2 separate regions of the Mus musculus genome follow, and region 2 is linked to region 1. The links are chromatin contacts, found by Hi-C or POLR2A ChIA-PET in ENCODE. All regions are on one chromosome and are shown on one strand. The core of a region is the stretch at or near the end of the contact, and the rest is flanking DNA. Distances in the headings are between cores, read along the strand shown.

The links. A loop is a pair of places that touch in the nucleus more often than their neighbours do. ChIA-PET counts read pairs that join two places held with the same protein, here RNA polymerase II (POLR2A).
Region 2: a map of T-helper 2 cell shows a loop between it and region 1 (3-fold over the local background). The contact joins the enhancer-like site here to the promoter of Fancc in region 1. A Hi-C loop is called at or near these places in 1 of 37 maps with a recorded cell type or tissue (T-helper 2 cell). POLR2A ChIA-PET finds 5 or more read pairs at or near these places in 3 of 5 experiments (Patski and embryonic stem cell).

The regions. Positions count from the first base shown.
Region 1 is chr13:63,430,387-63,437,001 of GRCm38, reverse strand. It overlaps Fancc (Fanconi anemia, complementation group C), which reads left to right and starts at 5,257. Exons shown (of 15, transcript NM_007985.3): 1 at 5,257-5,552.
Region 2 is chr13:63,242,403-63,249,111 of GRCm38, reverse strand. All of the region lies in intron 13 of Aopep (aminopeptidase O), which reads right to left. Among named protein-coding and RNA genes, the nearest start is that of Gm16907, 51 kb to the left of the region's middle. Within about 2 kb of position 3,736, at least 2 of the 3 ENCODE cell types and tissues checked have a DNase peak (open chromatin) inside an H3K27ac peak, as active enhancers do.

The DNA.
Region 1 (6,615 bases), core at 4,008-6,507:
AAAGTTTGGAGCTGAGATGAAAGGATGGACCATGTAGAGACTGCCATATCCAGGGATCCACCCCATAATCAGCATCCAAACGCTGACACCATTGCATACCCTAGCAAGATTTTATCGAAAGGACCCAGATGTAGCTATCTCTTGTGAGACTATGCTGGGGCCTAGCAAACACAGAAGTGGATGCTCACAGCCAGCTAGTGGATGGATCACAGGGCTCCCAATGGAGGAGCTAGAGAAAGAACCCAAGGAGCTAGAGAGATCTGTAACCCTATGGGTGGAACAACATTATGAACTAACCAGTACCCCGGAGCTCTTGACTCTAGCTGCATATGTATCAAGGGATGGCCTAGTCGGCCATCACTGGAAAGAGAGGCCCATTGGAAACGCAAACTTTGTATGCCCCAGTACAGGGGAACGCCAGGGCCAAAAAGGGGGAGTGGGTGGGTAGGGGAGTGGGGGTGGGTGGGTATGGGGGACTTTTGGTATAGCATTGGAAATGTAAATGAGCTAAATACCTAATAAAAATGGAAAAAAAAATTGGAAAAACCCAAAAAAAAAAAAAAAAAAAAGAGGGGTTGGGTGGGTGGGTGTGGTAGAGCACATGCTTTGTCTTAGCTCTTGGGATGCAGAAGCAGAAAGGTCTCTGGGAATTCAAGGCCATCCTAGTCTACATAGTAAATTCTAGGACAGCCAGGACTCTTATTTTCTCCACAGGGTGATAAAAAAAGAACCAGGTGTCTTTGCTAAAAATGGAGGATATTTGCACATTTTTGCATGAGATTACAAGTAGAAACTAAAACCCAGCGAGGAAAAATGAAATGAAAGCCATTCACGGGAGCTGTGAAGTCAAACCCCGATAAGGCTTCTGATACTAGCCCATATTGGAACTTTGTGATTTGTCTTCTTGGGACGGCAAGCACCAGGCACAAGCAGTACTGTCATAAGTGTGCAGTACTAACTTTGATGTTGAAGCCGGAAGGAGTGGCCAGAAGCAAATCTGGCTTAAGAAATAAATGACTAAAAAAAAAGAAAAAAAAAAGAAAAGAAATAAATGACTAAAATATTAATGACATTTGTCATTACACACTACAGGAAACATTGCTGAAAGAAAAAGTTTTTTCTGAGGATTTCACAAGGTAGTGGAGCTGTCTTCAGTACTTTGGAGAAGGAGTTGTGGAAATGGGTCTGAATGAGTGAGTGGGGTGAGGTCTACTGAACAACAGTGCCCTGTAACTTGTGAATATATCGCCTTCTGTGCAAGCTCTCTGTCGATCTGAATAAATCAACCATTTTCAGATGGGGAGGTTATCCTGGATTACGGGAGCGGGCAGAAGCAATCACGAGGGTCCTTAGAAGAGAGAAGTAAGGTCAGAATCCAAAGAGACACCGTTGGGAGCATTTGCTAAGGAAAGCACATAGCCTCTAGGAGCAAGGAAACCTCCTTCCGAGCATCTAAGCTCCGAAGGACAAAAGCCCACTGACATCTAATTTTAGACCACTGGTTCTGACATGGAATCCCTGTTTTATAGAAGCATAGAACAATGCATTCATTTTCAATCATTCAGTCTGGTCATTTGTTCTAGCAGCAATAAGAAATTGGTACAGAAGCTAAAGATTGCAAAAGAGCCTGAATGAAGGTAGGCAGCATAAAAACACGAAGTTTTCAGAATCCCAAACATCCATTCTATCAACACCACCATGCCACTGTCTGTTGTGAAGTTTTTTCACATCTAAAATGAATTCTTTGGGGGCTGGGGATGTAGTTTAGTGGTACAACACTTGTCTAGTATGAACGGCAGCTTGGTTTAATCCCCAGCACCCTGATTTATTCTTTATTGGCTGTGTACAAACTGGGAGCATTGCTTTACTTACAGGTACTGGAATTAGAGATCAAGTGAGACAGTGACCATAGAGTGCCTGGGGAAGTTCCCCAAACAGAGATGCTCACTAAACGCTGCAGAACAGAGATGCTCATTAAACACTGATTTTTTTGAGGCCTTACTGTGTTTCCCAGGCAACCTTTATGCTTCAGGCTCATGAGTAGTGGGATCATAGCCACTATGACTGTTTTACATGTTGGTTTCTCATGCTTGCGTGTTATGGCTTGACTATGAAATATCTCACAGAGGCTCAAGTGTTGAATGTTTGGGTCACAGCTGGCAGTTCTACTTTGAAAGGCAGTCAAAACTTTGAGGGAGGTGAAGCCTGGCTGGAAGCAGGTGTGTAGAAGGTGTTTTTGACAGTTGTGCCTGGTCAGGGCAGGGTCCCTTTTTCCCTCTTTGCTTCCTGTGTCCCAGTGTGTGAGTTCACCACACCAAGCAGCCGAGGAGTCAGTGGGTGGTGACACACCTTTCCCTTAAGCAGTCACGTTGGGCATTTCATCACTCAAAACATAAGGAACATGTTTTGTTCCTATGCATCTTTAAGAATTAAAGTACAGTTTAACACACACACACAGGTGCACACACACAAACTGAAGACTAGAACCTTCATTAAGCATAGAAATAGACAAGATGCAGTTAAGTTCGTTTTGGGAAAACATTCAGTGATTTAAGGGTCAATCTGAAACTGACACAGGAATAGGATGGAATTCACTTTTTTTTTCTGACTTAATGGTTGCCAGGATTAATCAAGTCACAAATGTGAATAATTTCTTCCTTTTTCAACTGGAATTTTTAAGTGCTTATTCTTAGAAATTCTTTAATATTAATTTCATGCTAAGTGAATCATTATTAAATACTTATGAGGAAAACTATTTTTAAGCCATGTGCTCATTTGAAACTGTAACTTATTACTTTCTGCAGGCAATAAAAACGTGCTAAATTAGTTACAACACACCAGGATTGGGATGTACGCTCTAAATAAGAATGCATGCGTTTACTGACCTAAATAAAACTGGGCTAAAATTGGTTGCACATTCTCCTAAAAGAGTATACATGTCATTCATTGCTCAATGGGGGAAAACCACAGATTTTTGTTTTCTGGAATCTTGTTAGAGATTCCACAAGGCTAGGGTTGTTCCTCTGATCTTCAGCCTTCACATGTTTTTAGTAAGGAGATAGGTTACCTGTCTTTATAATTTCAGGCCCCAATAGCCCCACCAATTTTAAAATGTCATTTGCTGTTCTTGGCTATTCTCATGTAACAACCATGTACTCACTGATGGTCTCTGCAGGAAAAGCAACTATACATTAGCCCGAGGATGGTTCCTTTCTCTAGACCAAGCTTAAGGCAAAGGACAAGAATCTTCATTAATTACGGAAATCTGACTTTATTACAGTGCTTCATCTTAGTCCTGTGACAAGTCACAGGGGCTTAAAATAATGTTCATTTTGACAAAATAAAAACTTATTTTTCTTTCCTGTTTAGCCAAAGCAGGTAGCTTGTGTGATTACTGGCATCTAGGTACTAAAACAAAGCTAGAAGGTTGAGCTTTCCTTCCTCCAAAGTAGGAAGGGTTTTCTAAACTTCTCCTAAAACAGGTTCTTGTGAGGAGAGTCATGGTGCTTTCCCTATGGCTGGCTTTCATTGGACAGCTAACTTACAAAGTAGGACTGGCCAGACTCCTAACACCCAGAGACACAAAGAGTTGTCTGACTCCAGGTAGCTTTTTTTCATATATATATATATATATGTGTGTGTGTGTGTGTGTGTGTGTGTATACACAAATATGAGTACCAAAATGGTTACTTTCACTCTAAAAGACAAGAAACAAACCTAGTTCCACATTGTTTTTGCTGGTAAATACAAAGACTAACAAACAAAAATCTTAAAATTTGTCACTATATGGCTTTTTCAGGGCTAAGGTGTCATTCACACTTGTCTCACTAAACGTGCTATTTTTTTTTGACTAAAATGACATATTAAAAGGCTTGATGCCACTTGATCCCATAAAGCAGGGCATGTTACTTTGGGATCAGGTTCCCCTGGGGTCTCCCTTTAAATTTTGATGTTGTTATTTTGTGTGTGTGGATATTATGACTTATTAATGTTTGTGCAGTGTGGTGCCGAAGGAGGCCAGAAGAGGGCATCAGATCCCTTGGACAGGGGTTACTAATAATTGTGAGCTGCCATGTGGATGCTGTGACTCAAACTCAGGTTCTCTGGAAGAGCAGCCAGTGCTCTTAATGGCTAAGCTATCTGTTACACCGCTCCCTTAATTAAAGCATACAGGTAATCTAATTCAGCAGTTGTTTTTCTACAACCCAATGTCTTTCGGCTAGTCTTTATTCTTCTCTTTCAAATTCAATTTACAATAAACAGAAAGATCGTGGATTAAAGGAGTGTGCTAGGGCTAAGCCACACGTGTAGAGATAGTTTTTTCTAGTATACAACCTCGGGATTCACAGTATGATCAAATATCCTGCAACAGAGTATTTAAATAAGAGCTATTTATTACAGGCATATATTCCTCCCTACATGTTATTTTTAAGGCACTAAGTTGTGGTCTTATTACAACGAATGGTTCTTAGGCACTAATTAAAAAAAAAAATTTAAGCCGGGCGTGGTGGCACACGCCTTTAATCCCAGCACTCGGGAGGCAGAGGCAGAGGCAGAGGCAGGCAGATTTCTGAGTTGGAGGCCAGCCTGGTCTACAAAGTGAGTTCCAGGACAGCCAGGGCTATACAGAGAAACCCTGTCTCGAAACAAACAAACAAACCAAAAAAATCTAAAAGTTTAAGGTTATCCTGACTCTTCCCCAATTCAAACATCTGTAAATAACCATGCAGATCTAAATTTGAAAATCTTTAAGAAAGGGCTGGCAAGATGGCTCGCTCATCAGGTAAAAGCTCCTACCACCAAGTTGAAGACTGGGTACCTGCATTAGTGAGAGAACTGATTCCCACAAACTGACCTCTAGGTTCACCTGGCATGCACACAAATGTAATGTTAAAAATTCAAGAATAAAAGATAAGCCATGTCTCACTTGACAAGAAGTTTCCACTTATGTGGCGTAAATGCAACTTTGAACCGATTTGAACCTGAACTAAGCAGTACATGGGCCTGACTAGGGATTGGAGCGATCACTAACCACAGACAAAACTCGTTTGTGGTTGGGCCCAGCAGGCTTGAACCCTATGTGGAGTTTGACCTATCTGGCAACTCCCGTCTCTCAAGAACCACATTCCAGGGCTCTCTCTTCTCTAAAGCCCTCACTCGGCGCCGCGAGTTAGCTATAGCCCGTAGTCGCCCACTTCCTCCAGGAGAGATTCAGATCTTCCCATCATGCCGCGGGAGCGCGCTGGGCCCCAGAGTGCACTGCGCGTGCGTGCGAGCGCGCGCGCAGCCCCACTCCCTTGCGGCCGCGGGAAAATTCCAAACACGTCAAAACAAAAAAAGTTCCGTGAGGCTGTGCCAAGTTTTCAAGCCGCAGAAGCCGGGCGGTGGCTTCTTTTCCGCCGCGGCCCAGTCTGCTGAGGCAGCTCTGGGTGAGGACCACCCGGGAAGACCGCCGTTTCCTGCTAGGGCAGAGAAGACTCGCGAGAACGTGCGCCCGAGTCTCAACGTGGGCGAGCCGCGCTCCCGCGGCGCGGTGGAGCTGAGGCAGGACGGTGAGAAGCTACGGTGGGCGGGTGCGAGCCGCGGGAGGGCGGGGCGGGATGTGGGGGGTTGGGGGGGGGGGAAGATATAGCCCGGCAGGAGGCGGGGCCTGGCGGGAGGCGGGGCTAGAGCCAGGTGGGAGGTGAGGCCGACGGTGAGGGGCGTGGCTAATCGGGGAGTTGAACCCAGCTTGGCAGTGGCCGACAGACGCGGTGGGCGTGACCACACGGAAACTGATCTCGGCGGGAGCCCGCACGACTTAGAGGGGCCGCTCCACAAGGGAGAGGAGCCGGAGGGGGGCTGCGCCATCGCAGATGAGCCCGGCGGGGCGGGACCGACAGTGAGGGGTGGGGTCTAAGGCCCAAGGTGAAGCTTGGTGAGCTTGGCTCGCGGCGATGGTAGAGAGGCATCTGTCCTTTACCCTTCGTCCCCATTTATTTTTATTTTTATTGTTTTAAGCAAATCCTCTCCCTCTGGTTTCAACGTAGCCGCAGGTACTTTTGGAAGGACTGGGGCAAAGGTGAAGCTTATTGCTCGCCATCCATTAGAGCAGCTCTGCTCAGGGTCTCAAGATCGCCCTCCCACAGCTGCTTGAGTGACAGGCCCAGAGGCCCATTCAAGGCCTGAGAGTGTTTAATGCTTGTGTCTTGCTGTCTTGCTGCCTTACTGGAACAGTTTTTAGGTGCTTGGGCTTGGAGGGGGTGCTGGATGAAAATCTTGGAACAGGCCAATGATATTGAAGACCTCTGTGTGCCTGGACTTTTCCTCTAGTATGAGATGATTCGAAAAATCCCATCCCTCATTAAATTAATCTAAGCGGGTGTGACCGACGTGAGATACCTATTTGTGGATGGCCCTCGCCTTTAGGGTGCTTCCAAATGGCAGATTTAACGCTCACAATTGAACAACTGGCGGTTATGTGTGTGTATGTAGAGGCCAGAGGTGGTGTCAGGAGTGCCCCATCTTTCCCTCCTTATTCGTCCCCCGCCTCTCCTCACACCCATCACATTTGGCTTGTAGGTCACCTGACTTTGCAAGCCCTTGGGGTTATGCCTTTCTCTGCCTCCCCATTGC
Region 2 (6,709 bases), core at 2,487-4,986, 190 kb after region 1:
AGCCTTGAGTCCTACTATCTTGTGAGCAGAAACAGAAGAAAACCAAAAGCAAACACACACACACACACACACACACACACACACACACACACACACACACACACACACACCTACCTCGATCATTTTCCCCCGAGTCTACATGGTTCTTGGTACAAGCTAATCCAGTTTTCTTCCCTCCTTTTATATACATTAAAAATCAGTATTTTTCCATATGTCTATTTAGAGTGCAAAGGCTAAGAAGTCAACACTTTCAATTTGTGGATACATGAGATACTGAGACGCACAGGACCCATCATGCCTATTCACTTTGTATCGTCAAAGAGCCACTCACTTAAAAACAAACAAACAAAACATTAAAAAATAAAAGAGATCCCATTTTAACTATGGTGCTGGGAACATCGGATGCTCTCCCAGTGCCAGGACACAATATCCAAAAAACTCACAAGAGAATGAAAGTTAGGAAAACTCTCGAACTATGAATCACCATTCCCAATACTGAAACACTTTACTTCTTACTTTTTCTTGAAGCCAAATGTTTAAAGGGAAGAAAACAGAAACCCAACCAGTGAAAAGAAGAGGCGGGTGTGCTGGATGGAGGAGACAGGGAACCACCCACACCCAGTGTGGCCTACACTGGCCGAGTTGTGAGCAGAAGACAGATGCTAATTTCACACTTTATCTGTCCAGGATGACCATCTGAACGTCAACCGCAGAAATCACGGTCTCCTCAGTTCTACAAAATAGCCGGAGTTGAATGAACTAAACGCATCAGTGTCCTGCCGTCAGTCTGGAGGAGACCCACAGCTACTGCTGACCTACTGCGCTCATCCTGCACCTGAGATAGGGACCTCGTTAACTTTGTTTTCCAATCTGCTTTTCTCCAATTCTTATAATCTCTACTCCTTGCTCAGGGTTTTGTATGTCATGGATATGAAATGAAGTTAGTAATGAAGTTGTCTAAATAGACACAATTTGGTGAATAATGATTCAGAGATGAGGTCACACTGGCCTGGGATCTCTTGATCATCCTATTAAGTGTTGGCAGAACGTAGGTCATAGGCTTCAGTCTCACTTGCAAAGCCTGAGGGGATATACTATAAGAACGATGTTCTCAAGGAAGAAGACCACCACCACAGCTCACATGCAAATCAATCAAAGCCATTCCTGTCCCTGCCTACAAACCAGACAAAAGTATTAAAATGGATTCAGTTAACTCAGTTACTCCATTTCCCACCATAACTTCCAGCCCGGATGTGCGAAGCGTTGTGTCATCAAAAGAAGGTCCAGGCATGCGACAGGAGCGCAGGATGTTCTCGGATGAACGCATCACACAACGGAAGCCTTTGCTTCTGCTGTGCGGTTCGGGTTATTTCTTGCATATTGCTTTACAACTGATTGTTGGTGTGTCTTGTGTTATACCTTCACATAGCCAGAAACTACAGCTCATGTTTCCTTGGCATTTCCCAGCAGTTTTTGACAGAGAGCTTGTTGTATAACAAATTCAAGACAGTGTCTGGGGAAACTAGCTGACTTGAGTTTTCTATGTTACTCATCATCGAATAGGTAATTGTTTTTCTGTGTATTATTCTGTGAGCATATAGCTGAGAACATATAAACCCAGGGTTTGGTGAGAGTAAAACAGAACAGAGATGGAATTTTCCAGCCGAGAGGCTTCAGAAAGCACCTTGCTCCTAAGTTGCCTTCCCTGAGTGGCGCCCAGAGCCCTCCTCCCCCCACCCCCACCCCCACCCACATACAGAGCCGGAACCGCCCACATCTCTGTCAGTTCGGGTCTGCCTTTAACAGTTTCTACATTTCAAACATCTTAAGCACAGAGTCTAGAAAGGACATCAGAATAACAGATTCAAAACACGTCATAAATCAAGTCATTCGGTTTTAAGTCTATTCACAGAAAAGCCAAAAAACGTGTGCTCTTAACTTACAAACCAGAGAACTTAAACTCAAGGCCACAAGGCAACTGTGGAAAGTGACCCACAATAATCTACTCTTACAGTAAAATTTTTGGAATTTAAAGAAAAAGAAATCCAGACACCCAGAAAGGAAAACAAAAACCAACCAAACACCAGGTCACTCTGAAGAAAAGAAATGAGACCAAATAAATAACTACAAGTAAAATTTAAGGACAAACTTACAACCACACAGCCATGATTCAGTACTGTCACCATAACCCTTCCGAGAAGCAGACAACAGAACGAGCTTCCAAATATGGAAAGGAAGAGCTAACACCTGAGAGCGACCTTGAAGGGCTGGAGTGTGCCAGTGTCCTGAGGTCATATGTACTCCCTAGAAGGACAGTATACACCACTGCTCCTGCTGACAATGCCCGCACGTGAATTACAGGAAAAACAGTCGGCTTGTTCCCTGTTCAGACGTATTTACTTGGAAGTAAAAGGACATTTCAAGTCACATGATAAAGGGTGAAGGAACAGAAACGGTGTCTAATTTCCTTCCTGCTCATATCACACAATCGATACGAAAGAAAGGAGGGTGTTTATAAAAAATACCCTGGAGAGCCAAATCAGACGTTTCCCCAAATCCCCCCCAAAAGACAGGACCAACTCACTAGTTCATATGAAAGTGAAACTGAGGTAGGACTTTCACAAACCTGCCTGCCTGCGGCCTGTGGGGTAAAGGGGTTCTCAGAGGAAAGCAAACCCAGGGGCCAGCATCAGGCTCAGCCTCAGGTTCTCCCACCTCTAAGCCCTCCTTCTAGAAGACACTAAAGAGACTGTCTCCAGGAAAGCCAGGGAATCTTCATGGAAAACCAGTAAAGAACAAAATAAATAGCAAGCTTAAACAAAATGATAAAAGGTTTTGTTTTGGCTTTTTTTTTTTTTTTTGGTTAATTGCAGCATCATGGAGGATTGCAAACGTAAATACCACTGTGAGCTTCATCATCTAATCAATGCCACAAATACTTGTGAGGCCACATGTGGTCTTCTCCAAGTGCGGGGCTCTCAAGGTTGAATATATATCAGATACACATTGGCTGACGTCTAGGCTGAATACACTCAAGTGTCCGCCTGCTGTAACACATAATTAATGGAAACAATGACAGGTCCTAACCCAAGGTGACACCAGTAGGTGCTACTAAAAATAACACATCTTATTAGTGCCATATGAGCACAGGCACAAAACAGCAGCTCATTAAAATGCCTAAGATGAGAGTGAGTGCCAAGGAAAGCATTCTGTCACAGGAATGAAATTAACGCTGCCTATAAAAGTAACTAAAAAGCCACAAGAATGTTCTTCTCCCACCTCCCTTTTCCACTCTTATGTTTTATATGAAAATAGCTTTCATCTTTCGATGCAGGAAAGAATTGGTGGTGGCTGGCATCAAACACACTGAAATCAACACAAGTGTAATTATCAGCATACTTTCAAGTGTTTTCAAAATACATGCTGGTTGAGATTGTCTCAATTTAGAAATGTGCGCTTTGTGCTGGTGGTTGAGGACTAAGAATTTTAGGATACTGCCCAAAGCATTATTTTTGTAGCAGTTACTTGACTAGCTAATATTGCACCAACGTACACAGAGTGTCCGATGCAGTCTGCACTGTCTTTGTGTGGGTTGTGGCGGGCTTCAGTGGGACATTCACGTCAGCTGCTGCACATAAATCACTCAGAACTGGGCTTGACACTCGGCAAGTGTCAGCTATGGGTGCATTAATGGTTCCACTCAGAGAGGCTGTGAGGAGGTGCGTGGGGACGAGCGGGTGACTGTTGTTAGGAGTAAGTGCTGAGGGCAGCCGGTCATGGTCTTAATTTTTCCTGTTAGACCAGTTTAAAGCTGGCAGGGATTTCAGAACACACAGAGATGTCAGAATCTCTTCTGGTTTTAAGTTGTAGACTCTTAAAAAGAATCAGTCTAGGGAACAGATGAAAATTTAATGGTATAACATTACACAAACCAGACTGTCTTCCTGAGGCTACAAAATATAGCAATTTTCTCTTGGTCCAGCTTAAAGAGAGCAAAAATGTCAAGATCTTGCATGATTTGATCTGACATGAGATTTGGATATAGAATGTTCAATATTGTATTTGTTAAAGATTTATTATAAATACAAGGGTAGGAAGAGGTATAGAAACAAGGCCCAGGTACACAGGATTACTTAAGCATCTAAGCAATACAGTAAACTGCATACAGACACACAGACACACACACACACAACCCTCCCCGGCTTGGTTGCTTCATAACAACTTTCATTAATTACTCTGCACCCATCACTCACATAAGTCCTTTTCCAAAGGCAAGGCCCAGGACACAAAGACACTCTCTGAGGAGGTGAAGGGCGGCTGGTAATTCATTAGAACCCATAAAGCTTTTCTATGGAAATCAAGAATCAATGAAGCTATTGTATGAGACCATAGCTCGGCAAGTGTGGACTAGTTATGGATTCTCACAAAGCAACAGTACTCTTAAAAGAGGCAAGGGCACCATGCCTAGGAAACTCCAGGGGAGCCTTGCCTCAGGTATAAGGGCAGCCACCCATACCCACCAGGTTGCTGGGTGCAGGGAGTGGCTACCAGTAACTGTGGGCACTTGGCTGCATGCTCCCAGCTCTCAAGGGTTGCTTTTACTACTGGCTTGTGCATCCAGGGCTACAAGTGATTGAAGTCTATCAGCCGCCACTGGCTGCTGTGAGTCCAGTAAAGAGTTAAGTAACTTTAAAACAAAACAAAAATCTTAAATACTGGTTTCCAGAATTACAACAGAATATAAAAGACTTATGTCACAAAAGACAAACACTGTGACAAACTATTTCAAGCCTAAATCACCTACCTTTAACATTCTGGGTGCGCTCGCGCTCGCTCGCTTTCTCTCTCTCCCTTTCTCTCTCTCTCTCTCTCTCTCTCTCTCTCTCTCTCTCTCACACACACACACACACACACACACACACACACACACACACACACACACGGCAGAAGTGTAGCAAGTGCACACTGCGTCTCAAAGGCGTAAACAGAATGTAGACCTCCCTGAATTCACAGACTTAAAAGTCACGGTGCATTCTCACCCCAACAGAGATCACCACTGCTTTTGTGGCTCCAAGTCAAGTGTGTAATAAGAAAGGTGTTGTAAAAACAGATTAAATTGCTCCAAACTTTAGCATTTTATCAGAAGGAGAAGAGACAGAGCTGACTACTTGCCGCTATGGGCCATGAACAGCTCGGGCCATGTGCCTCACTCCCCTGTTCAGTCTTTATATTTAACCTGGACACATCACTATGAGTTTAAGAAAATTGTAAGCTCCAAATTGTGACAGAAGTCAACAGTGTCGGCTCTCGGTGACACTATGACTCACAAAGGCTGGTTCACCACCCTCTGGACCTTTGCTTCAGATACACCAGACACAGAGGATGGCTTGTGAGTCACCCCAGTGGCTGGAAAGCCAGCCTATGAATACTTCTGATCTCAGCATGCACACAAAGGCTAAAATGGAAATGGCAAAGGGGGTTTTCTCTAAGTTATTAAATGTGCAGTAATCAAGAAGTCGGAGTCTTTTGAATCTTACAATAGAGAGTTTTCTTTAAACTCCAAGTGCATTGTCTTTAAAATATACCATTGCATAAGGTGCTATTGTGTTATATATTTTAGTTCTTAGAATAATGAAGTTATCTAAACTCTATTTTCATGTACATACCTTAAAATATTAATTCTTACTGTATAATAGTGATACACAATTTATGTTTAAAAGTTAATGTGTTCTTCCAAAGTCAATAATAGATCATGTAGCAAAAGCTATTACAGTTAACACGCGTGCGCGCGCGCACACACATACACACATACACACATACACACACACACATACACACACACTCTTTTCACTGTTGGAATCACAGCTCTAGCCAGCCCCACAGAGCTAGCCCAGGACTGTAGTCTGTGTGCTATGCACATTCTCGTTTTTTTGTAGCCAAATTTACTCAGACTAAATAACAAGCATTTGAAATAACAGAGAAAGGAAGAACATCAGAGTGGGTGGGAAACAATTCAGGAGCAGGAGAGAGGACACGGGCTTGAGGTAATCTGGTTACAGCCGTGGCAGAGATAGGAAGCTAGGACAACATGGAAAGGGATGTCAAGGGACATCCTGTGGAGATGTAAAAGGGAGAATGAAGAATGATGGTCCTTCAGATGGGTACATAAAGTCCTTAAAGATGGCTTCCTGATAACAGGAATGGCCAGAGAGAGACAGGACATGAGGCCAGGGCAGTTAGGAAAGCACTCCAGTCACTCACAGGGTGAGGTGGCAAAGTCACTCAGCTTGTTCCATTTGCTTCTTCACAGCTCAGACTTCACTGCACTGCTTTTCTGGCTCAAACTCTCAGCTAATATTTCAAGCTCCATCAGACTATGCCCATCATTTAGTGCCTGAGATGATTTCTTTAAGGGTAAAACAAAATGTTTCCCATAAAATGGCATTCTTTCCACACAGCTCGGATCCTGGCCTGCTGCCTGCCGTGGCTGTTTTCCTTTCTCAAGTTATCCCAACAGTTCTGTTTTTACCAGGCAGTAAGAGCCGCCTCCACCCATGGAAGGAAAACGTTGCAGTCCTAGCATAGTTAGTACCGGCCACTTAGCTGAAGTCACTCGGATCTAGTCCACAGACCATTCGGCCAGATCCACCTAGCCCAGTCCAGTTTGGTCTGATCTGGGTTGACTTCTGAGAGCCTCAAGTGGGGGACA